Linked DNA regions of Mus musculus: regions 2 and 3 are each linked to region 1. Evidence: chromatin loops called from intact Hi-C (ENCODE). Cell type or tissue: left cerebral cortex. All regions are shown on one strand.

The links. Peaks named below come from ENCODE experiments on the same cell type or tissue, not always from the same donor. Only the 100,000 strongest peaks of a DNase experiment are listed, where the experiment ranks them.
Region 2: it touches region 1 in a loop (1.9-fold over the local background); 2 of 42 quality-filtered maps call a loop at or near these places.
Region 3: a loop joins it to region 1, with 2.0 times the contacts of the local background. A loop is called at or near these places in 2 of 42 quality-filtered maps.

What each region holds. Positions count from the first base shown.
Region 1 is chr4:46,822,783-46,830,782 of GRCm38, forward strand. All of the region lies in intron 3 of Gabbr2 (gamma-aminobutyric acid (GABA) B receptor, 2), which reads right to left. Among named protein-coding and RNA genes, the nearest start is that of Gm32208, 23 kb to the right of the region's middle. In left cerebral cortex, a CTCF peak has its summit at 3,551; DNase peaks (open chromatin) are centred at 1,155, 3,326, 4,259, 4,836 and 2 more places; H3K27ac peaks cover 6,540 bases.
Region 2 is chr4:46,880,681-46,888,680 of GRCm38, forward strand. All of the region lies in intron 1 of Gabbr2 (gamma-aminobutyric acid (GABA) B receptor, 2), which reads right to left. It overlaps Gm32135 (a long non-coding RNA gene), which reads left to right and starts at 1,671. Exons shown (of 3, transcript XR_881234.3): 1 at 1,671-4,261. In left cerebral cortex, no CTCF peak of the experiment used is centred here; DNase peaks (open chromatin) are centred at 823, 3,086, 3,700 and 5,252; H3K27ac peaks cover 3,095 bases.
Region 3 is chr4:46,740,429-46,748,428 of GRCm38, forward strand. All of the region lies in intron 8 of Gabbr2 (gamma-aminobutyric acid (GABA) B receptor, 2), which reads right to left. Among named protein-coding and RNA genes, the nearest start is that of Tbc1d2, 94 kb to the left of the region's middle. In left cerebral cortex, no CTCF peak of the experiment used is centred here; DNase peaks (open chromatin) are centred at 4,349, 5,330, 6,709 and 6,883; H3K27ac peaks cover 3,488 bases.

The DNA of each region.
Region 1 (8,000 bases):
GTGCTTTATACTGTGTAGCTGGAGTTGAGCCTGCATGAAAAAATGTAGGGACAAGTATAAGTGAAGATGCAGGATGTGGTGGTTCACCTTGGCTGTGAACTTGATGGGATCTGTGTGGGTTTGTTTCCTTGAAGGATTCGTTGAGATGGAAAGACCCTCTCCGAGGTGGGCAGAGCCTTTCCCAAGGGGCCCAGGTGTAAAGAGGACCAAAGGAAAAGTGGTGCTGCTTCATCTGTGTGCCTTTGCTCCATGCTGACCTGTGCATCTGCTTTACTGTTGCCGCCGCTGCTGCTGTTGCTGCCACCATCCTCCAAAGACATCCAGACTCAGCTTCTTTAGCCTTCCTATGCAGTCTGAGGACAGCAGCTCTGCAGCGACCTCCAGGCCTGCATTGTGATTGCCGAGGCATCCAGTCTGTGGACTGAGCATCTAACAAGTTCTCAGCCTCTCCAGTACACAAGACAACCATTGCTCGACTACCCACCATGCGCGGTGTAGGCCAATCTAATAACCCCTGTGTATTAAGCTCATTCTATTGGGTTTATTCTTCTAGAGAGCCCTAATGCACACTGTGGACTTTTTCTGGATAATGAACACATGTCTGCTTACCCCAGAGAGGACAGCAACAAAGACCAAAGAACTGTCCCACTGGAACGGAGCCTGGTGGGTCAAGAATCTTGTTCATTTAGAGGTGTGTGTGTGTGTGTGTGTGTGTGTGTGTGTGTGTGTGTGTGTGTATGTGTGTGTTCATGTATGTCTTTGTGTGTATTCATATGACATCAGACACCTTCCCCAGTCACTCTCCACTTCGTTTTCTTAGTCTTTTATTGAACTAGGGTATATCAACTGACTAGAGTGGCTGGCCTGAGATTCTCCTGTCTCCATACCCCAGTGCTGGGACTCTAAGGGGTGTCAATCACTTACCCACTAAGCCATCTCTCCAGCCCTACAATGACTTTTAATCAGAGTTTATGGGAACCAGAGCAGCACACAAGTTCCTCTGAAGCAGACGTCTCAGTCTCGCAGCCACTGACCGCTTATGCATCTCCATGCGTCCCACATCCCCACCTCCCACACAGTGAGACAGAGATGGGGCCCACTTTTGTGTAGGTGTCCTGTGGTTAATCACACATGCTGAGAGTTCAAGAGGACGATGGTCATGTGATAGCCAGAGGATAGCACTCCACGTAGACGTGCGCGTTAGATTCTCTGTGTGCAGCCTCGTGAGAGAGCAGATGCAGCTGTGTCGTGCATCACTCACACCCCGATCTGGGCTGCCTGAAAGGAACCTGCTTTTTCTCTCCGTCACGACACCCCTGCCTGTCCCAGGTCTGTCTGTCTGTCCCTGTCTGTCTGTTCTCTATTATGAAGAACAAGAACACAGATGGGAGAATGGGCCAAAGCGTGTTGGACTCCAGAGTTGCTTGGTGGGGTCTTGGGCTTGGAGCTGGGTTGTAAACAGCTGACCCTGGCAGGGTGGGCCCACGTTCCTTTCCACACAAGCCCTCGGGTCCCTCAGATCACATCCTCTGCGTGGATACATCCTGTGTGTCAAGGCCCACAGGAAGCCTATGAGGAGTGAGTGAGTTATGGGAGGGACACCCGGGGGGCATCAAGCCCATTCATACTTGAGTGCTGGGGACTGAAGGCCGAGAGGGAGAACTCTGGACAGTCGCGTGGGAGCAGTGCAGTTACTTCCTGTGGAGACCCTCAGCTCCTCCTGTGGCGTCTACCCCTCTGATGTCCCAGTTCCTCCGGTGGCAGCTTCCTCTCCCCCTTTAAACTCTGCCAAGGTCCTGCCCTCTTCTCTATAAGATAGTTCCTTAAGTTTGAGTGCCCTCCTCCCATTCTTACAAATCTGCAGTTACCCTTTTAGGGTGTCCCAGTCTGACTTTCCAGTTTAATCTCCACCCTTCCTAGGCACTGCCATGGACATCATATCTAGAACCTTCTATAGGAAGGCTCCCATTCCCCTCTCTGCTATGATTCACCTAAGACTAAAATGGTCGGCCTCATAGGATCTCATATCCTTTCTCCAAGGCAGCACACCCAGTGACTGGTTTAGCCTGCGTGGCTTGATTTGCAGAAAAGAACATGGAAGCCCCTATGTCCAGGACCCTTACCGGGCTGTATCTTGCTGAAATCCAACACTTGTCCCCACTCACACCCTCCAGCTTGTCCTGCCCTGCCCTCTCTGGAATTTGACTTTAATGAGTGGCACCTCTTGATCTGACTTGTTCTGAGACTCCCAGTTAGGTTAGGCTGATGGGGGGTCTCAAGTGGCATCAAAAAAACAATGGAAGCCGGGAGTGTAAGGGCTAATGGGTGGCCCAGCAGGAGTCAGAGAGCCAATAGGAGCCAGCAGGGGTCTAAGGACCAATAGGAGGCCAACAGGATTCAGAAAGCCAATAGGAGCCCAGCAGGAAGCAGAGGGCCAAAAGGACCCCAGAAGGTATCAGAGGGCCAGGATATCAGCAGATGTAAAAAGGCCAATGGTAGGTCTCAGCAGGCACTGGAGGGCTAATGAGAGGTCTCAGCAGGGGTCGGAGGGTAACAGGAGCCCATCAGGCACCAGAAGGCCTAAGAGAGGCCCCAGCAGGAGTCTGAGGGCAAGGAAGAGGAAGAGTTAAAAGTTAAGGATCTTTCTGCTTGGCTCCTCTTTCCTTGTTTGGATCCCAGCCCTGTCCAGCTTGGCTCCTCCAGTTGCCCTCAAGAGCACCTGGTGGTGGTTCTGACTCCCACCATTGCTCGTCCTTGGGGGTCTCATTAGCCCAATTGATTCCCCAAGCCTTGCCCAAAATACTTGTGTGAAGTTTGCTTTCTTCTGATTCCTCCCAACATGCCACGTCTCCTTCAGGGCCCTACACTGTAGAACTCTCCCTTTGCAGGTACAGGTCTCCTAAGGATAGCCTGATGCCTAGGCTCGCATCTTGTCATGAACCATACAGTTCTTTTACATCATATGGGCGCAGGCCACGAGAGCCCCATGTAAACAGCTCCTTCCCATGACGTCCTCTGGGGCCTCCAGGCTCAGCTCTGGCCCTCGGGTGCCCTCCTTGCTGCTTGGCTACTTGGTTCTGTAACCAGGAAGTCCCCTCATACGCAGCTCCCCACTACTCCTGGATAGAGAAGCTGAGCTGTCTCAGCTCCTTCAAGGTTAGGAATGACAACCTGTCTATGCCCTGGCCTAGAGCCTGGAGCCGGCCTCATCCTGTGCAGGTGCTGAGTGTGCGTCTTGGGTGGACACCGCCCCGAGTGCTGAGCAGGCTGCAGGGCCTGGAATGTGCTGAGCTCAGCAGTTTGGACAGTACAACTTCACTAGAAACTGGGAGTCATATCTATTCTGCAAGGCCCAAGTGGAATTTTCCATTTGGGATGCAGATCTGAAAGGCAGGACCATATATTGTGGCTTATTCACCCACCCATCCACCTTGGGCTGTGTACAGAGGGTCTGGAGGCCTCGCACCTCCCTGGAAGGTCTCAGAACTATAGCCTGCATCAGTGAGCCATCCGCATGGTTGAATGAGGACACCTGCTGCCTGTGATGTGTCACTGAGTGCCTGGTGTCCAAAGGGGAGTCTAGAGAGGAGTCTATGTCACCTTTGTCCGGGTGATTAGAGGAGGGCCTAAGTAGAAACTCCAGAGCAGTCCAGAGGGAGGCAGAAGAGAGAGTGGAGAAGGCAGACCACCTAGGATAGATGGAAAAGGAAATGGCGGTGGGGTTCCCGGTCACAGACTCAACCTAATGAACTCTCCCTGCAGACTGATGAACTGCACAGGCGTGCCACAGGGGAAGCCCAGGTGGCAAGCAGCCATAAGATGTCCTAGAAATATGGGCAGCTTTAGGACCTGAGGGTGTTTAGGACCAGTGCCTTTAGTGCCCCCATCCCTCTAGTCCCTCACTCATGCCAGGACATTACTTCAGGCCACTGGTGTAGACTTAAAGGCATAGTTATAAGCAATGTGTGGGTAAGTATAATAAGACACAGAGAGGTCAAGACAGCCACCCAAGATCACACAGCTAGAAAACACTGAACTCAGGACCTAACTTTAGTCTGATTTCTTCCTATGGTCCACAATAGCAAGAGAAAGCCAGGTTCCTCTGCAAGGGGCCAGAGCATAAATATTTAGTTTTCACAGGCCTTCTGGGCTCTGTCCCAACTAAGTTCTGCTGTTGTATTACAAGAGAAGCCGTAGGCAACACAAGAAGCAGTGAGTGCGGCTGTGTGCTAATCACTTTTTCTAGACCAGGAGCTGGACTCGCAGATGCCAGTCATGGCTGGCAGAGCCTGCCCTAGAGCCCGTGGTTCTGTGCTCACTGCAGGCTGTGAGGGAGAGGGAACCACACAGACCTGGAGTCCCATGGTTCTACTTGTTGTAGCCCTCTGTCCTGGCCACTCCAGGTGAACAAGAGAATTCTTCTTTAAAAAAAAAAAAAGGTACCTCCACGGCTTACCCCAGGTGGGTTGTAAATTTAAAAGTAAGATCATTCGCGCCAGGTGTGAGGGGCAGTGGTCACTATCAGGGATATGATCAAAGAGAGGATAAGACAGATAACTTCGGGTTCAGTTACTGCAGGGCAAGCCACAGTAATGCCATTGACCTAAACCCAAGAGGTGTGGTCTCTCTGCAGGAACAAGCTAACCTGCACCCTGTGAAACCCCAAAGGGATGCGCAGAAGCCTCTGGTGGGAGAGATCTTTTCACTACTCCCGGGAAGGAGCAGCTGTGGCAGCTTGGTAACTCCCCAGAGAGGGCCAGAGGCAGCTGTTCACAGGCTGGGCACAGCAAATTGTGTGATATGCTGGGTTCTGGGGCAGGCCGCCAAGCCAACCTGGGGCGCCTCTGCACCCCACCCCTCCACCGCCTGCTGCCTTACTGCTGATTCACAAGCAAGGCCAGGATATGCCAGAAGGATCCGAAACGGCTCTCCAGTGAAACACACTGCTGCTGAGAGGGACACATGGGGACCAGGAGGCCGGGAGCAGCTTCTGCTGTTTCCACACGAAGGTCGTGACCTTGGCAGGGCAGGGAGGATGTGGGAAGCTCCATCAATATCACTGGAGGCCTGGATATGGATCAGGTTGCCAGAGCCTGGCAGCCATGTTTGGCGGAAGAATCACTCCTCAGAGGGGATGCTAACTTGGGATTTGAGAGGGAGAGGGGACATGCCCAGAAAAACAACAACAAAACAAAACAAAACAAAAGGCTAAATTATAAAGCCAGATGATGTGATGAGGGCCAGCATAGGGCAAGACATTAAAAGAGGGCCACGGAACAGGAGTCGCCTAAGACGTCTCATCTGCCTGAACACCACTGTGCAAAGCGAGAGGCCGTTTTAACGATGGAAGACAGGATAGCTGAGCACAGATGTCCACCTCCCACCTAAGCTACCCCCTTCTGCAAGTGACAGAAAGGACCCTGCAAGGTAGTTACAAAAATAGGAGAATCTGCTTCAGTGTTGGAAAAAGAGGAGCGAGAAGCATCAACATGCCAGCAATTTTGAGGAATTTCAGAGAGGTACGATGCCAAGGAAACCAGATTGAAGGCTGACTCACAGCCCTGCTTCCTGAGCAGGGGGCACTGTGCTGTGGGGAGGGAGAGTGTACTGGGGCTGGGGGCAGTCACTGACCACATAGCCTACCATGTGCAGCTAGGCACCAGAGGACAGGCTGGGCCACAGCAGGGTGCTGCTCAGGAAGAAAGACGCTGGGCTGCGGCAGGGGGTACGGACCCACTTGGAGGAGCCCCCTTCTCATCACATGGCCCACCTGCCTTCAGCAATGGTTTGGCTATGCTGTCCAATAACAAGCAAGCAGAGCTGTCCAAATCTAGTTTCTCCACGGTGTCATGCCAGACACCACAGGCAAAAGAGCAAGGGCAGAGGCCAAGAGTGACCCTGAACATCTGGAGCAGCTGTTTCCCACCTACAAGGAGAAACCATGAGTAGCTGAGACAGTTCAGCACCATGTGACTCCTTGGCCCTCAGCTCTCTGTCCCTGGCTTTGAGTTTTGTCTTAGACTCAAGTGAAAGTTCAGCAGAGGCAGCTAAAACCATGGAGACCCACGGAAAGTTCATGGATGCCAGGGCGTCCCAGGTCAGGGAGGATTCGGAAGCCATGAGCCGTAAAAACAGACAGTGAACATGAGCAGAGGAAGGGCTTCATCAACGAACAGATTTGCTACCGGAAGTAAAAGGAAACTGTCACATCAGTTCTGTGCTTCACAGATGAAAGCAAACCAGAACTCTAAAATGCTGGAAATGATACAGTGAAAGAAACTGAAATTCAAAGGACCCCAGCAGAGCTGAGAAAATGACGGCAGGAGATGAATTAAATTACTGAATCTGAGAGTTAAAGACACATTAGAGGCAGCCAGAAGCAAACCTTAGTTACAGAGCACTGACAGCTGTGTGCAAGATAACCTGAGATCTCTGGGAGGTAACGTCTCCTGGACATCAGTGAGGGTGGAGATTGGGATGCCAGAGTGAGAAGAGCAGCAGAGAGGAACAACAGAGACTCATTCTGGAACTAGGGGCTCCCAAGGGGGCGGTGTAAGTGTGAATTCTGGAATTTGGTTTCTTAAAAACACTGACATATAAGAATGTGGTTTCATTTTAACCTCAGGTGTGCGGATATGGGGCTGCTTCAGACTGTCTTCAGCAACTGACTATGATTTGCCTCGTGCTGTAGCATAGTGGGGGTGTTGCCAGCTGCGGATAGTTTCTGCGGCTTTGGGACATCTGGAATTCTGGAAACTTTTCAGGGGGTGTATAAATGTTAGAGCCTCATAGGCGGTGTGGGTGGTTGTTGGTCATTCAGGGGCGTTGGTTGTGATTTGTTAGTTGTGCTCAAAGAAGAAAAAAGAAGGAAATTATTTAGTGATTCATTCTCTCTCTCTCTCTCTCTCTCTCTCTCTCTCTCTCCTATATAGTGATAGAGCATAAAGGGGGGATGGGCGGAGATAAAGGATGGGAAAAAGAAGTCACAAAGTAACAAAGGGAGGAGCACTCATAGGGATAAAGGGTAAGAAAAAGAGGAAGCCACAAAGTAGCAAAGAGCAGCTGCCAGGGCGAGTGTTGGTGATTTTTTTTCTGTAACTATGACAATACTTGACAAAAGCAACTTAAGGAAGGAAGGAAGGAAGGAGGAGGGAGGGAAGGAAGGAGGAAGGGAGGGAGGGAAGGAGGGAGGAAGGGAATACAGGAATTCAGTTCATGTGGCAGGGAAGGCAGCTGGTCTGCAGTCAGGAAGCAGTGACCAGTGCTGATAGCCTGTTGCTTAGCTGGCTTCCTCCTTTTTATTCAGTTCAGGGGCACAGTTTATGGACTGGACCCAGCCATGTTTCCACGGGACCACCCTCCTCAATTCAACGTCTCAGGATGCTAAGAAGCATGCACCTTAGGTGGCTCTGAATCTGCCCAGGCTGACATTGAATATCAACCCTGCAAGGTCTTAGAGCAAAAGAGAAACAATGAAAGATCTAATGGAAGAAAACTTTCATACTAGGAAGACCAAAGTCTTCAAACAAAAGCTGCCGTTGTGTTTTAGGAAAAGCACATGAATATCACACAAGTTTACCAATCATGCTTATTGTCACTGTATTCACTACAGCAAGGAAATGGAATTAGTTTAGTTGTCCATCAGCAGACAGGAAAACTGATGGATAATAAAATACATACTTAATAAATAGCATGGGGAAAATAAATAATATATATGAAAGAATGCATAAATGGAGAGTGAAAATATACAATGGGATACTATTCATCTCTAAAAAATGAAATCACAACATGTTCAGGAAAATGGAAAAGCTTAGAATGTCTATTAAGCAAGGTCATACACTCTCAGAAAAACAAAAACATGTAGCCTCCCTTCTGTGTGCACATGTATGTAAGTGCAGTAAGATATGAGCGTGGGGAATGGGGGGGGTGGAATTTGGGTGATGGGAAAGAACTGATGCAGGCAACAGGCACAGGTCAGGAAGCGATAGAAAGCTGATTCT
Region 2 (8,000 bases), 58 kb after region 1:
ACACCCTGTTCTGACTTCCGTAGATACAAGGCATGTGCGCGGTATTCATTCATACATACATACATACATACATACATACATACATACATAAAAAATTTTAAAATCTGTTTTAAAGACTCTGGATTCTGCCAGGAAACCAAATTAGCACAGAAGCAGGCCTTCTCCAGGGAGCCAGCCCTGGTTTAGGCACCAGCCTGGAGTCACAGCCACTATGGAAGCAGAGGCAGCAAGACCATAAATTTATAGCCTGTTTGGGCAATTTGCCCTGTCTCCAACTAGCCAAACAAAATTATAGATCTGAGGACCTAGTCGAGCCATAGAGTGCTTTCTTAGCATGAGCAAGACCCCGAGGCCAACTCCTAGCACAACCAAAATAAACAGGTATATAAAAGCAAGGACTCCGAAAGCCCGGCACACAAGGCGGCACAAAGCTACGCTGTGCCTGCAGCTCTGCCACAGCTCCGTGAGGAAGCCGGTAAGCAGGGTTTAAACCACCACGTTCCTGCTGATCTGGTGCGGCAAAAACAAGAAAGTAATGCTTTCAGGTAGAAGGAGAAAAGCAAGAATGCCAGAATACATTTTCCTCCAATGAAAGAACCAGACTCAAATATACATCTGCATCCTTTCTGATCTACATACGGTGCAGAGCAGTTTTCTCCCATAAAATGATGGGTAGTGGGGAGGGTTTGTTTCTAATGTGCTCATGTGACAAAATGAAAGTTCCCGTGCCCTGCTTATCCTTTTGTCCCCTGGTCCACTTCTTCCTCTGTGAATCCAGGTACAGGCAGTGGTGATGTAATCTACACCCTCCCCACCCCCACCTCCCTGGGGGAAAGCCGAGGACCAGAAGGGAGGCTCTCTCCTGCAACTTGCCACGATTAAGGGGGGCATTTTTGGATTCCCAGTTTAGAGGTTTCTTATAATTAGTGATTTTGGCAAGTGAAAGTTAAAGCTAAGTGTTCTGGAAAGACAGGCCATTTCCTTCAAACAGTGCTGCCAGCCAGGACCTCCAAATGTGTCAGAGCCCTTGGCCTAAGGCAGGAGAACTCACCTACTGGGGACTAAGACCTCTTCCTCCCCTAATGGGACTACTATTAAGCCGCACCCAAAGGGATCTGTTCCTCCCTCAGACCTTTCCCTGTGTGTGTGTGTGTGTGTGTGTGTGTGTGTGTGTGTGTGTGTGTGTGATGTCTGTCTGTTCAATTGAGGAATTGCCCACAGGCACATCTGCAGGGGTGTTTTCAGACTGTTAACTGATGGGGGGGGGGTTGGGTTGGTGGTCCTGAGTTGTGTGAAGAAGGTGGGTGACTGTAAGCCTGGGGGCAAGTCAGTCATTCCTCCATGGGCTGCTTCAGTTCCTGCCTCCAGCTTCTTGCCTTGAGTTGCTGCTTTGGCTTCTATGGATGATAGAGTGTAATCCCTAAACCAGATTAACCCCTTCCTCCCCAAGTTGCTTTTGATCATGTTTATCAGAACTAGGAAAGTAATTAAGATATGCTCATTTTTTTTAATAGAGCCTCTGATTAAGCCTGGAACTCTTCGGTTATCTAGACTGGCAGCCCAGTGAGCTCCAGAGATCCACTTGTCTCTGCCCAGCTCTCCTTCCCAGCACGATCATTACAGACACACGCCACCATGCCAAGTGGGTGTAGGAGATTTGAACTCAGGTCCTATGGCTTGCATAACAGGTACTTTTCCGGCTGAGCAACCTCCCAGCCGTTGTTTTTTGTCTTCAATTTTTTTTTTAAATTAGCATTGAGGTGGAGGGACATAGCATGTCATGGCACATACATAGAGGTCAGAGGACAACTTGTAGAATCAGTTCTAGTCTCCATCTTTATGTGAGTTCTGGAAATTGAACTCAGCTCTTCCGGCTTGGTGGCAAGCACCTTTATGCACTGAGCCATCTTGTTGGCCCCCTTCCTTGCTTTTTGAGTAAGAGCCTCACTAGATAGCATAGTCTCGCATGGAATTCTGTATGTGTCCCAGGCTGGCACCAACCTGGATTCTCCCCCATGCTGGAGTTACAGGCTTGTACCACCAACCTTGGCTATTCGTCTGTCCTACTTAAACACTCTCCCCTAATTCTAATTTCTCATTCTGAATCGTCTTAGATAACATTTGTTATCCCCAAAAGGTGGACTTTCCAGCGGACCACAGCTGGACTATCTTGGGGCTTCAAACTCACCCCAGCAGGGGGCTGGGCCCAGCAGAGCTGGACTGATCCAGAAGCAACAGTGGGCTCCCTGTTTTCCCTGTAGCCAGCATCTCCCCACATTTGTTCCATACCCCACAGAGCTGTCCTGGAGTGGAATAAGCTCTGGACTCCCCCTGCACCCTGAACCAGCATCCGAGCCCGTGTTACATATGTCACTGGGCCTCCACAAAGTCACGCACTAAAAGCCTAGGAAAGAGGGCCCCAGAGGTCCTTGACAGAGAGTAGCTTTCCCGTGCGGCCTCAGGACTGTGTCCTGGACAAGCCTGCTGAGTGCCTACCAGAGCAGCTCCTCAACAGGTCACCTGCTGAGTAACAATTTGCTTGATGGCCAGTTCGCTGACACGTGGGAGATTTCTCCAAGTGATTCCTGAGGGGGCGGGGCTTGTGGCCACTTCCCCAGACACACTTCACAGATGTGTCCTTCCAGCTCAGGCGGAAGTAAATTTCATGCTCGTGTTTCACATTTCCTCCCTTCCTAAAGGCTGCGCTTAGAGATGATTCCCGAAGCACTTGAGTATCACCCCCTCATGGTGGGGGGGGGGGGCTGCCCCTGCTGAAACCAGGAAAATACTGGAAGCTGTTTGATATCCTACGCATGGCCTCTGTCTGACAGCTGTCAGCGAGCTGTCCACTGGACCAAACAGTCATTCGGAGAAGTTATACGACAAGGTGTCTCTTTTAGCCATTTGACTTTTGATAAGTTGCCCTCAGAGCCCTAGAAGGGGGGCTCTCCCTGCAGGTCCTTCACTAGGCTGTCCTCCGCTCACCTCAAGAGGACATGCTGAGTGTTGGCATGGTCACCGGCCGCCTGGCACACAGGAAGTCATCCTACCACCTCCTCCTAACTCACACTGCCATGCACAGCTAGAAGGGCGGCCACAGGCCCGCCAACGATCACCACCTGCACATTCCAACACACTGTTTTGTCACCGACTGTTTCTCCTACCCTGTGAGAACCTGTCACAGAGAAATCACTGGCACACATGGGCTCTTAAAATCCAGCACTTATAAATGGGAATAGATCCAATGGCCATGAAAATCCTTTTTTTTTTTTTGTTAATGAAAAAAGTAAGACTCCAGAATGAGTTCCATTTTCATTTAAATCTCACTTTTAAAGAATTAAAATACTTCTCTGACTTGAGAATTTCAAAGAAAATGAAGCTGAGAGTGAAAATGTTTTTAAAGTAAAAATGCCAAGAAAATGTCAGAGTTAATAATGACCCATTGAAAACTGGGAATTATTCCCCACAGAATACTAGACTGGAAGGAGACATTAAAAGCAACTGTGTCCAACCTGCTTTCAGGCTTCAGAGCCCTCTTCATCTCTCCCACCACGAGCAGCCGGTGTGGTATCTGCCAATGTCCCTCCAGCGCCAGGATCTCAGCTCTGCTTCTGACAAAGTTCTTAAGCTGGCCTGAAACCACCGCTTCTTTTGCATTGTCTGTCCCAAAGTCCCATAAAGGACCAGATGGTGAGCGTCTTAGTCTTCAGTGGGCTGAGCAGCGACTCATCTCAGCCACCGTAGTATGAACAGCTACAGATAATGCATGAAGGAGTGGGGGCTGCAAGCCAATCAGACTTTATTTTTAAAAGCTGCAACAGCTGGATATGGCCCAGGAGCCACATTTTGTTCACCCCAGCTCTGTAGCCTCATTGAACAAGCATGGTCCTCCACCTCAGGAGAGCCCCCCAGATACCTCAGCTCAGCCTGCGTTACTCGGAGATGCCTTCGGGCTAAATCACCCTTGGCTCCTCTAATCACCCTATACGGATGCTTCTGTCTGTCAGAAGTCCCTGGGCAGGCTTCTGAGCACAAGTGTTTGGGAGCTGTGGAGCCTACAGTGATCTCCCAAATACCTCCATCTGCCTGACAGAAAACAGGACTAGCTGCGGGTATGACAGCTCAGGCCTCCCATTCCAGCACTCCACATTTGAGCTACAGAACAAGACCCTGCCTAAAACTCTGAACCAAGGCCAAAGCAAAGAGCAAAAGGACACCAGCTGCCATCACCCCGCGTGTGCTAGACTCAGTACTGAGAATGGTAAGTGCCGCCTTACAGCATTACTAACGTCAGCTCGGGTTTTCATTTCCATTTTACATGTTAGGGAAGCCGAGGCGCCCAAAGGTTAAATCATTTACTCAAGGTCACATAAATTCGAAGGATTCAGTCCTAGGCAATGTGATTTCAGAAGAATTTCGTTTTCAATAAAAAAATTCCTGGGCTAGCAACATGGCTGAGCAGGGGCTTGGTGTGCAAAGCCTGACAACCTGAGTTCAAACCCTGGGACACCCAGGACAGACCCGACTCTCCCGTGTACCAATCCCTGTTTTATAGTTTTGAGTCCATGCTTTTCCTCTCGACTCTGCATCCTTAGGTTTAGCCGTGTAACTGGGATCGCTCTGTGCACTCCTGAAACAGGGTCTTCTGGCTCACCATTATGTTTCGCATTGTCTGGTAGTGAACACAGTTCGGGTCTTTGCATTTTGTAGCAGTATGGCAGGCCAAGGTCTTCTGAATATACCACCCTCTCTGCTAATTCCTCTGCAGTGTTCTAGTTTGTCTCTCTGTTGTGGTGATGAAAAACTGACCAAATGCGATTTGGGGAGGAAAGGATTTATTTTCGCTAACAGGTTACAATCAGTATCCAGAGAAACCAAGACAGGAGCTTGAAAAAAGGCCATGGAGAATATAGCGTACTGGGTTGCTTATCCAATCTGCCTAGGGATAGTACCGCCCACAGAGGGCTTGGCACTCTTCCATCAATTAGCAATTAAGAGAATGCCTCATCGGACTTGGCTCCAGGCCATCGGATTTAGAAGATTCTTCGGTTGAGGTTTCCTCTTCCCAGGTGACTCTGGGTTGTGTGAAGTTCACAGCTGAAGCTAACTGTGGCACTCCGGTTGTTCCCAGGGCTTTGGCTGTTCCAAGCAAGATAGCTCGACTTTCTACGCACAGCTCCTGGCACACGGGCAGGGTTCTCCATGGCACAAACCTGGAAATGAAACTGTTGACTCATAGGGCATGCCCCACTCTCTCAGTGAGACACCAACACTCCTTGCAGCAGTAGTTGAGACACCTCACAGCTACACCCACGTCAACTTCCAATTTTGCCAGTCTTGTGGGTACCCGCCGTCTCTTTTCGATTCCTGTGGTCCCGATCACCAGAGAAGTTAAGCCATCCTTTCACGTGTTTATGGGCTGTCTGGGCTTCCTCTTTCACACTGGTGACTTTGCCTGGATTTTTATTGGGTTGTTTGTCTTTCTCTTATTGATTTGCTCTAAGCCCTCTCAGCCACATTGCCAAATCGAATGAAACATCACCCACCCTGCATCTGACTTCTGCTCAGGCTGCTCAGACCGACGCCTGGCACCGAGTCACACTGGACTCGCAGTCAGTAAAGACTACACCTTTCTTGGTGGCAGGGGAGAGAGAAACTACTTGACAAAGTCCAGCCAATCAAAAGATAGGTGAAAAAAACGTAAACCCGAGGGACGGGGGCTGTGATAGGCAGTGGCAGTGAGGGCTGAGAGCTAGACCCACGTAACAGGAAAGGAAGACACCATGGAAATGCAAACTTGAGAAGGCAGAGAAGGGAATGGAATTGGATGTCGGTTAATTTCCTCCTCTGCTATAGGAGGACTTTATAATCAATACCTTCAAAAACTGAAAACTGGAGTTGAAAAGCGGGGAGTCTAACCTCATTGCTTTCCAGAATCCTCTCTGTGCCTCTCTCCAAGAGCAAAGCCAGAAACAAATCTTTTCAGTAGTGTAGGCAAAATCGCTCAACACCAACCAGTTCCTTCTACTTTACAGCCTTCTTCTTGGACCCGCAAATGAAGAAGCAGCAACACCGAATCTTTATGTCCTTCTTTCCACTTACAATACAGGCACAGAGAGGGGTCGAGAACAACCATCATGTGGTGCTGAATATAGCAGGGTTTGGGGTGACTTTTTCTTAACTTTTTTCTTGTCATTTTGTTTTTTGTTTTGCTTGCATTATGTTTTAAAGCACCTATTACTTTTATACAGACCGAAAGTCTTTGTGGCCACCTTTGAGATAGGGTCTTACTTAACCTATGGGGTTGGCTTTGAACTATATACAGCTAAGGATAAGCCTGCGTTCCTGACCCTCCTGCTCCTGCCTCCTCAGCACTAGGGTTACGAGCACCACCATGCCTGGTTTATGTCTTTCCGGAGACCTAACCGAAACCCCTATGTATGCTAGGCAGGCGCTCTATGAACTGAGTTAAGTCAGCCCCAGGAAAGGTGGAAAGACTGGGGTGTTTCCTATAGCCAGGGTGCTTTCGCAGCCACTTCTGTCTCCTTCATGGCTTTCTCAGTTGGTGTTCTGAACCCAAGAGCAGGACTTCATCACCGTCATTGCTAAGTGATGTTAAAGTTAGGCCAGCACTCTGGGCAGCTGAGCATAGCTGTATCAACTTGCCATTTCAACTAACTCCTTCATACACTTTCTGGTCATCCACTAGAGACCAGGAGTTGGCTAGGAAAGAGTGAGCTCACACACCCTTGAGTGGAACAGACTCTCAGGAAAGGGTTACCTGTGTGTTACATTTGAAATGAAGAACAATAATAAATCATATCATGGGTAGCCTTTGCATAGCATTATTTGTGGCAGGCTAATCTAAATGCTTTATATATGGTCTCACTTAAACCTCACACCCAGCCTACAGATCCTATTATTGTACTGTATTTGTGTGTCAACTTGACACAAGCTGGAGTTATCATAGAGAAAGGACCCTCCCTTGAAGAAATGCCTCCATGAGATCCAGCTCTAAGGCATTTTCTCAATTAGTGATCAAGAGTGGGAGGAACCATTGTAAGGTTGTGCCATCCCTGGGCTGGTAGTCCTGAGTTCTATAAGCCAGCAAGCTGAGCAAGCCAGGGGAAGCAATCCCGTAAGCAGCACCCCTCCATGGCTTCTTCATCAGCTCCTGCCTCCAAGTTCCTACCCTGTGTGAGTTCCTGTCCTGACTTCCTTGGTGATGAACAGCAATGTGGAAGTGTAAGCTGAATAAACCCTTTTTTCCCCAACTTGCTTCTTGGTCATGATGTTTTGTGCAGGAATACAAACCCTGACTAAGACAATTAGTAAAACCATTCTTATAGATGAGGAAACTGAGGGTCAGAGAGGCCAGTCATCTGCTTAAGGCGTGGCCGGGAGCGAGGGGTGGCATTCCTGAGCCCATGCCTCATAGTATCTGTGTTTTTACTCTCTCCATCCTGGCACATAGGGAGAGCACAGTCTCCAGGCATATCTCCCTGGCATATTGAGGGTGAGTTTAGGTCATGGAGTGTGAGCAAAGGCATGATGTATACCATGCTGGGGTTAGCCAAGGGATGGGTGAGGAAGAGTCCAAGCACTGAGAAGAAGGGACCCCCCACCCCACCCCAAGCTCCTGGGATGGGGTCATAGGAAGAGCAGTGGATGGAAGGGCATGCAGTCACACACTGACAGCCTCCAGGCTTGGTGGCTTCAGAGTCCTCCTTAATTTTGTGGATGAGACTGCTCTCTTCCCGGGAGTCCCCACCATGGAGTAGGCAGTGTAATAGAACAAGGACCCCACATGTCTGACTGGTGCAGGGGTCTCCTGTGAACAGCGTTTGAGCCTTGCTGGTCGGTATGAGACTTTTGCTGACAGTACTGCCATCCAAGCTTCTCTTCCTGGTCCCTCTCCCAGGTTTCATGCTCTGAAGGTCTGACTTATCTTACCTGATTGCTCTCGCTCTCCTCTTAGGACACCGTCTGCTTCTTCCCCA
Region 3 (8,000 bases), 82 kb before region 1:
TGCTCTGTTGTGTCATACCAAGCCCTTATTTCTCTGTATGCCTGTGGTCTCCTGCTTCATTGGTGAATTCTGTATGCCTTTCTCCTCTCCCTCACTGCTTCTTGGCTTTAGTTCACTGTCTTTGCTGTTGTCAGGACTAAAGATGGCGATGACTGGCTTAGGAAGGCGGCAAGAAGATGTCCTTTTCCCAAGTAACACAGGGCACTAGGTGGTAAATAGGAGTGAATAGGAGGCGTGTGGGGATGAGACAGTCACCCAGGATTCTGGTATGGATGACAAGGGCCTTAGGCTGCTGGTTTATGAGTATGGAGTGCAGGGAGGGGGTCACATGCTGGAGAGATGTCTTGAGGCTGGGATCACCTAGATGAAGTCTAAAGCCCAGGTCAAAGGTGAGACAGGGCCATCTACATGGAAGCCGAGGAGAGTCTCATCCTGGCGGATAGATATGAGACCCTAGGAAAAGCCCACCATGAAGCATTGGGGAACATCTACCTCTAGCAACAGGTGGAGAGCAAGGGAACTGGGGAAGAGATGCCAGATGCCACCAGTGGACGCATCAGAGCATCCTGGGAAAGCGACAATGTGACCATGGAGCTGGGCAGAGATCTCCCATGCCACTGAGAGACTCATTCAAGCAGTCCCTTCAGTTAGGGCTGTGGATTTCATGTCTGGCAGATGCAGGTGAGCAGAGGTGAGGTCACACAAAAGGGGCAGGTAGCTGGGTATATGGGTGTACAGAGTGGAGCCACCAGGCAGAGCAGGCCTTGCAAGGATGGGGGAAGGCAGGCAGGTACTAGAGGTATTTCAGAGTCCTGCGGCAGGTCTTGTGGTTTGATACAGTTTGAGTCTATCGCAAGTTTGAGTCTATCGCTAGAGGTTTGTGCACTAGAAGCTCGGTTCCTGTGTGGCAGCGTTGAGGTGGTAGGAGGCATTTAGGTCATTGGTGTCCCTTTCTAATGAAAGGACATTCTAAAGGGTGTGGTTTCTTCCTGTGAGAGTGAGTTGAAGGAATGGTCACCTGCTGCACGGTGTGCCAAGGAGGCCTCTTTTCATTGGGGAATTACTGGCCCCAGGTATTTTACTACAGTAAAAGAAAATGACCAACAGTGGCTAGGTCAGTGTGTGGGTGTGTAAAGGGCTCTTAGTGCTATTCCACTGACAATTAAACCAAGTCTGGAGTTGACCATTGCTTTGCCGAAGGCTCCAGCAGCACTAGGAGCAGAGCTCAGTTCCAACCCTGGACTTTTCTCATGGCCCACAGGGATCCCTTGATGGGATCCCTGAGTGATAGCTCCATGTAGAGTGGCTACTTCTGTGACTCACCACCAGAGAAGCATGTCTTACTGCTCCAAGGTCTACCAAAGTGCTTGTAGGTCCCCAGAGCCTCCAGCTAGCCAAGGGTCCAGAGCTTATAAGGAAACCCAAGGTAGGCCCCGGGGAGACAGTCTGGGCTCCGGACTGGACTGAGTTTGCAGAGGTATAGCAGCCCTGCTCATCCCTTGTAAGCAGACTAGGGAGTCTCTTAAGCTGTACTTCTGCCTGCTTCCTAGACTTCAGGGAAAGGGGACTATAGAAGTCATGGGTGTGGGCAGGGCACGCTATGCAGGTGGCTGCTGCTTGCTTGGGTTACCCAGGTCTTAGATGTCACATTAACACACTCAGTCGGGAGCCTCCAGCATCTCTGCTCTCACATTTTGAAGTCCCCAGCCTCACAGGCTTCCCAATCAGCTCCTATCTCTAGGAGGACAAGGAGGAAGAAGAGGAGGAAGAAGAGAAGAAGGAGGAGGAAGAAGAAGAGGAGGAGGAGGGGAAGGGGGAGGGGGAGGGGGAGGAGGAGGAGGAAGACGAGGAGGAGGAGGAGGAGGAGGAGGAGGAGGAGGAGGAGGAGGAGGAGGAGGTCCTGACATATTTATTCAGCTCAGGGAGGCAGCACATGAAATATGCAGGCCGATAGGAACAAATCATCAGGATCCAGGAAGTGGCGCCACAGGGACTCCATGGTGCCCAGAGCCACACAGCCGGCCCCTCAGACTCACACACCCCGCTCTATGCACTGTCTCATGGTACTGAAATAATATTCAACTTCCCACAAAGAACATAATCACCATAATTTCTCCCAGGAGATAATACTCAGAGGCTCCAGGAGCTAGCTAGTTTCTGCATTTAGTGCTCAGAAACCATGACCTAACTCCCCTGTCCAAGGAGGAGAGAGAGGCCTCAGGCAGACAATGGAAGGGCTTAAAATCGTGTGGGGACAGTGGCCAAGGAGCACCTGACAGGGCCACCCTGCTCTTGCTTCAGGGCACTTCTCCTGCTCAAGCTGAGCACAGCAGCCTATCATCTGCCTCTGTTTCCTGAGTACTAATTTGCATACTGAGGCCAGCTCAGGGGACCAAACCATCGATATTTTTCCATAGGCAGTACAAAGTCAAAGTTATTCCTACACCATTCACACAGGCAGTTTGGGACACCTTTGATTTCACAGAGATGTTACACTAAGTCCCTGGGTTGCATCACAGCCTTCATTCACTCAACTAATATTGTCAGGCACCTGCAGTGGGCCAGACTTTGTGTTGGGAGCTGGAGTCACAAAGGTGTAAAACATACAGTAGACTCTGAAGTGATGGTGTGTGCCTGCTGTCTCAGAACTAGGGATGCTGAGGTGAGAGACTTGCAAGTTTGGGGCCTCTACTACATAAGAGCCTGTCCCACCAGCAGCAGCAGCAGCAGCAGCAGCAGCAGCAGGGGCTCCAAGGTTTGAAGATACAGTGTAGTGGTAGATACAGCCTTGCTAAGCATGTGAAAGGATCTGGATTTGATCTCCAGAATGGCAAATAAATTAAAAATAAACAAACAAACAAACAAACAAATAAATAATTTTTATTTTAAAATCACAACTGTGAGCTTTCAGAGTTGCTGTGAGCAGCACATATCGTGAGAGTCTCTCTAGTGACTTAACTAACGGCAAATGATAGAGAAGAAGAGAGTGGGCCTCTTGCTCTGTCCTTAGACAGTCCGAGTACTCTCTTACTTCAATGGATGTCTCCACTTTTCATGGTAGCTCTCCCTTGCCTCTACTTCCCCAACCAAGTTTGTATTGTATTGTATTGTATTGTATTGTATTGTATTGTATTGTATTGTATTGTATTGTATTGTATTGTATTGTATTAACACAGTCCCACTAGATCACAAGGCTGGCTTTCAAACTTATAACTTTCCCAGGCTGGCCTGGAATTTGTGGCCCCCCTGGTTCAGGCTGTCTAGCAGCTGGGATTACAGGTATGTACAAGGCGCATGCTCCGTTCTGTTCTTCTGGCCTTCCTGACCAGGTTAACAGCCTGACGTGTAGCCAGCACTTCTTTTAAAATCTTTTATCTGTTATTATTAGTGCACAGATGCATCTGTCTCTGTTTCTGTCTCTGCTTCTCTCTCTCTCTCTCTCTCTCTCTCTCTCTCTCTCTCTCGTGTGTGTGTGTGTGTGTGTGTGTGTGTGTGTGTGTGTGTGTACAGTTGTTGTTAGGAGTAGGTTCTTTCCTTCCACAATGGGTTTTGGGGACCAAATTCAGGTTGTCAGTGCAGTAATGGCCACTGAGTGATTTTACCCCCTGAGCCATCTTGCTGGCCCAGTGCTTCCAAGTTTTAAACCTGTGTCTCCACTCTAAAATCATGTGGTAATTCTATGAATCCACTCTGGGCCTTATAAACTATAGCGCATGGACCAGGGCATCTGTATACAGCCTGAAAGGAAGACTGTCCCCGAGGGAGTAGAGGCCATCATAATAGCTGTCACCAGCTGCTGCCTTGTCCCCAGGCTCTGCTGTGGATCAGGTCTTGGAGTGACTTTCCCCTTCTCTGGGCCTTTCTTTCTCCAGCTGCTTTGAGTGGCTCTATTGGTTCTCAGCCTTGGTGGGGATTTAGAGACCTGAGACTACTGGAACATTTCAGATGCCTGGGTACCGGCTGATCCATCTTAGAACCCCAGAGGTTAAGAGGAGGGTCCTGAGGGCTCGTTATTTCTACAAGCTTCCCAAGCTGACCCTAACATGGAGATGGAGTGGATTTCCACTGGCCACAACAGATTTTCAATGTGGACAATTTCTGGTTCTCAGAGGCTAAAAATATTATGGAACTCAGAGTCCCATTTTCACAGAATAATCCTAGTTTTCCCTTTCTCTCTTTAAAAGGCACATTTCCCCCCCCCCCCCCAAAAAACTTTGCATTTGGGTACCTAGAGAAAAATAGATCCAATGGTGACAATTTGTACGCTGAAAAAATGTCCAGTCTGAAAATATTCCCTGGCTGTGGGCCCAAGAATGTCCAGGAGACAGTTGGGCCAAGGTTTTATCTGGGAATGATATTGCCAGCCTTCTGCTCTTGCTGGCTCCCTGGTCTGTATGTGACATGGGCTCTGTCTCATCCCCCAAATACCCATCCTTCCTTGACTCTGGTTTGAAGGGAACAACCTTATGTGTTAAAGTTAACTTATTGGCCTGCTAGAGTGTTGAATCCCTGCAATCCCAGAATTTAGGAGGTGGAGCCGGGAGGACCACAAGTTTGATGTGGGCTAAAGGCCAGGCTGCAGAGTGAGTTTCCAAGAGCCTGAGCTGTGGAGATTGTGTCAGAAGCAAAAACAATGCAAAAGAAAACAAGACCGAGCTGTCCAAAAGCCTGAGAAACACACATCAGAGAACCCTTACGTGGGGCAGCGGGGAGTTAACGCATATCCGAACTGAAAAGCTCTGCTCTATGGGACTAAAAGTTTACAGAGTAGAGGCAGACTGGGAGACACCTTTGAAGTGTAAGGCTTCAAAACGTACATACAGGTTCAATATGTAAGAGCATTAGCGACTTGCACATAACTGGGAAATGGTGACCTCAAAATCAAACTGGCCAGAGGGTCAGAACTATCAGTTAACAAATGGCTCAAGCCACAGCATGACTTAGTTTATTCTTTTAGACTGCAGGTGACGAGGAAGAGGAGAGGGAAAAAGGGGGAGAGAGAGGAAGAGAAGAAGGGTAGGGGGTATATGGGGAGGGAAGGAGGGATGGAGAGAGATATCAGGGAATACCACAGGTGGGAGGGAGGGACCTCGGCATCCCTGACTAGGGGGAGTGGAAGCAATGCAGTCCCTGGGAAGAGAAATGTGGCAGGGTCCACAGGCTTAATGTGCACGCCCTTCCCAGCCCAACAGCCTGCAGAGGCCCCAGTGGAACCCACAAGGACATGGGTATAAGGGCCTTGTTATTCATGAGGAGACAGGGTTTGAGACAAGCTGTGCCTGTCACTGGGGAGCAACCGTGGGATGGATGTATCCATGGAGACAGAAGGGAGAAACTCTGGCCAAGATGATCTCCCAGCAATGAAGCAAGAGACATGTCCAAAACGTAGCACGCTAAGTGTAAAACAACAGCAACCACCAAGGCAGGGAAAACCAAAAAGCCATCCGATCCAGTGCCGCAGAGGCAGCTCCAAGGTATACGCACGCAAAATGCCAACCCACACTTGGGGAGGACATAGAAACCCAACATTCGCGCTAAGCAATGAGCTTGTGGCTCAATCATAAACACAACATTCCCGCTAAGCAATGAGCATGTGGCTCAATCATAAACCCAATATTCCTGCTGAGCAATGAGCATGTGGCTCATTCATTGGGTGAGGGGATAAGTGAGGGGAATAGGGGATGAGCAAGCCAAAAGGTCTTTCCTTGAGACAGTGGCATCAATATCCTGTCAAATGAGGAGTGTGAGGCAAGGCCAGCCACACTTCCGGTCATTGTAGAGAATGGCTAGGGGAGAAGGTACCACCAGCTGACATGGCCCTTCTCTATGCCAGTCACTGAGCAAGACACTCGACACTATCATGCCCTGAATACTCAGTCACTTTCAAAGCAAGGGGCAAGGTTATCCTTCATAACACTATATATATGTATATATATATATATATATATATATATATATATATATATATATATGAGAGAGAGAGAGAGAGAGAGAGCTCTAAAATGAAATTTCAGAGTGATTAAGCTACTCTGCCTGGCAAGTACTGATACTTTTCACATGAGGGGGGGTGAGCTCCTCATCGCTGGAGGCATTCAAGCAGAGGCCTGGAGAGTCAGGGCTTCTGTAACACAGAGTCTGCTACTCTATGGAGTACAATGTCTACTAAGTAATTCTGTCTTCTGGGCCTCCTTACTTGAGGGCATTCCCCCTGGATGGTGGATGGCGAGGGCTAGCAGGTCTTCAGGCTGGGAACAACACCCTGGTCCCAACAAGCCCACCTTCATCAGTGTCATTCTGTGCCTGCTGACCCATAGCCCTGCTACAGTGCGCTAAAGTTCTGGGGACTCCATCTCTAGTCTTAAAAAGCCAGTGTTTGAGTCCACTGAGCCAGCCTTTCAGACCCTGGCTCATGGAGGGCGCTGCAGTGTGTCAGGAAACAGGAAAGGACATTTAAAAATCAGCCTCAGGAGTCTCTCTAATCAGGGCCAAACTGTCCTAAAAGTTCCCTAGTAGGTTCTGGGAAGTGTCTTCCCGCTGTTATGGCTCTGACATTTGGCCAGAGAGATTGTGAAGTCCCCAGGGCCAGGCACTGTATCTTACTCAACTTGTGCTTCCCTGGAGGGCTCAGCAAAGCAGCAGGCAGATGAAGGGAGAAACCGGTTCAGCATCTGTTCCGTGGGGGTGATGAGGCTATGCATGGAGAGGCGGAGCCTCCACCTCGGGAGGTACAATCTGAATGACAATTATGGCATTAAAAGCCTGCAAGACCCCGGTCCCTTCAGATCAGGTGTGCAGACACCAGCCCCGAGGCTGTCCTTTATATCTCAAGGAAGCCACTATCAGTCAGCCTCACAAACAGGCCTAATGAAGGCAGGCTGCCTGGAGCAGATGCTGGGCTTTCTATGAGAGCGCCAAACAAGGCCTAATCATGCACGCTCTGCTCGGCTTCCTCCCCGCTACAGATTCCCAGTGCTGTTTAGAAGAGGCAGTCACAGGGAATCTTTTTTTCCCTTAAAGGGGAAGAAGAAGTTACTCCTCCAATATTCATCTCCATCCACACAGGGCTCAGGAGACGGCAGAGTGGATGGGGGAGGAGCAGGGAACAGGTAGACTTGGAACTGGGCATGACCAGGATGGGCGGCAAGGCTGCCCCTGCCTCCACCTGCCATCCAGGGTGCGGAGCTTACGGCCCACCAGAGAAGGGCAGATACACATAAGCTATGTGCAGGAGGTCCTAGGATCTAGTGATGGGGGCATGGCCTTTGGGGTAGGGAGGGACCAGGGCCAGTACAGGGACATGAATGGACAGTAGGTGTCTATGTGGGCAGCCGAGGAGGGTATGGCCTCCGGGGATACAAATCAGCATTCTTTGGAGGTATTTCTTCCAGAGTGAAGGATGCTGGCTATTTGCACCTATGCATTATCATGGCTCTGGGTTGATCCCAGCAATGGAAGCATTAACCTACTGGTCCCGCACCTGCTGCCTGACTTGATGTGGGCAGGATCACAAACCTGACTTATGTTGGCTTATGTTGGCTCGGGCTGACCTGTGAGTTTGGCGATGCTAAACCCGCAGTTGCTAGAGTTGATGTCTAAACTTAACATATGAAAAAGAGCCGGGTAATAAAGACAGCAGGCACCCTGCGATCAAGTAATCCATATTTTACAAAGCACTCTGCTCCAGGTGATATAATTTGAGAACTTAGAACATGACAAAAGGATTTAGTTGGTATCGTTCGAAGAACAAGCATATTTGCTAGGATGCTTACTTTGCTCAGCCAATAAAGAAGACTCAACAAATGGGAAAATAATTACATTTGCCTATGATAACACCTTTTGTGCCTGCCAGGGAGCTGACGTGTGTTTCAATTACCCGCCAAGGTAGGATGAATGAATAAACGACACGCTCCCACTAGGAGGGGGCAGCCGGAGATGCACCTCTCTAGATTGATCCGGTGCCTGGTGGGGTCCGCTCAAATGGATCTGAAGAGCTTGCCTCA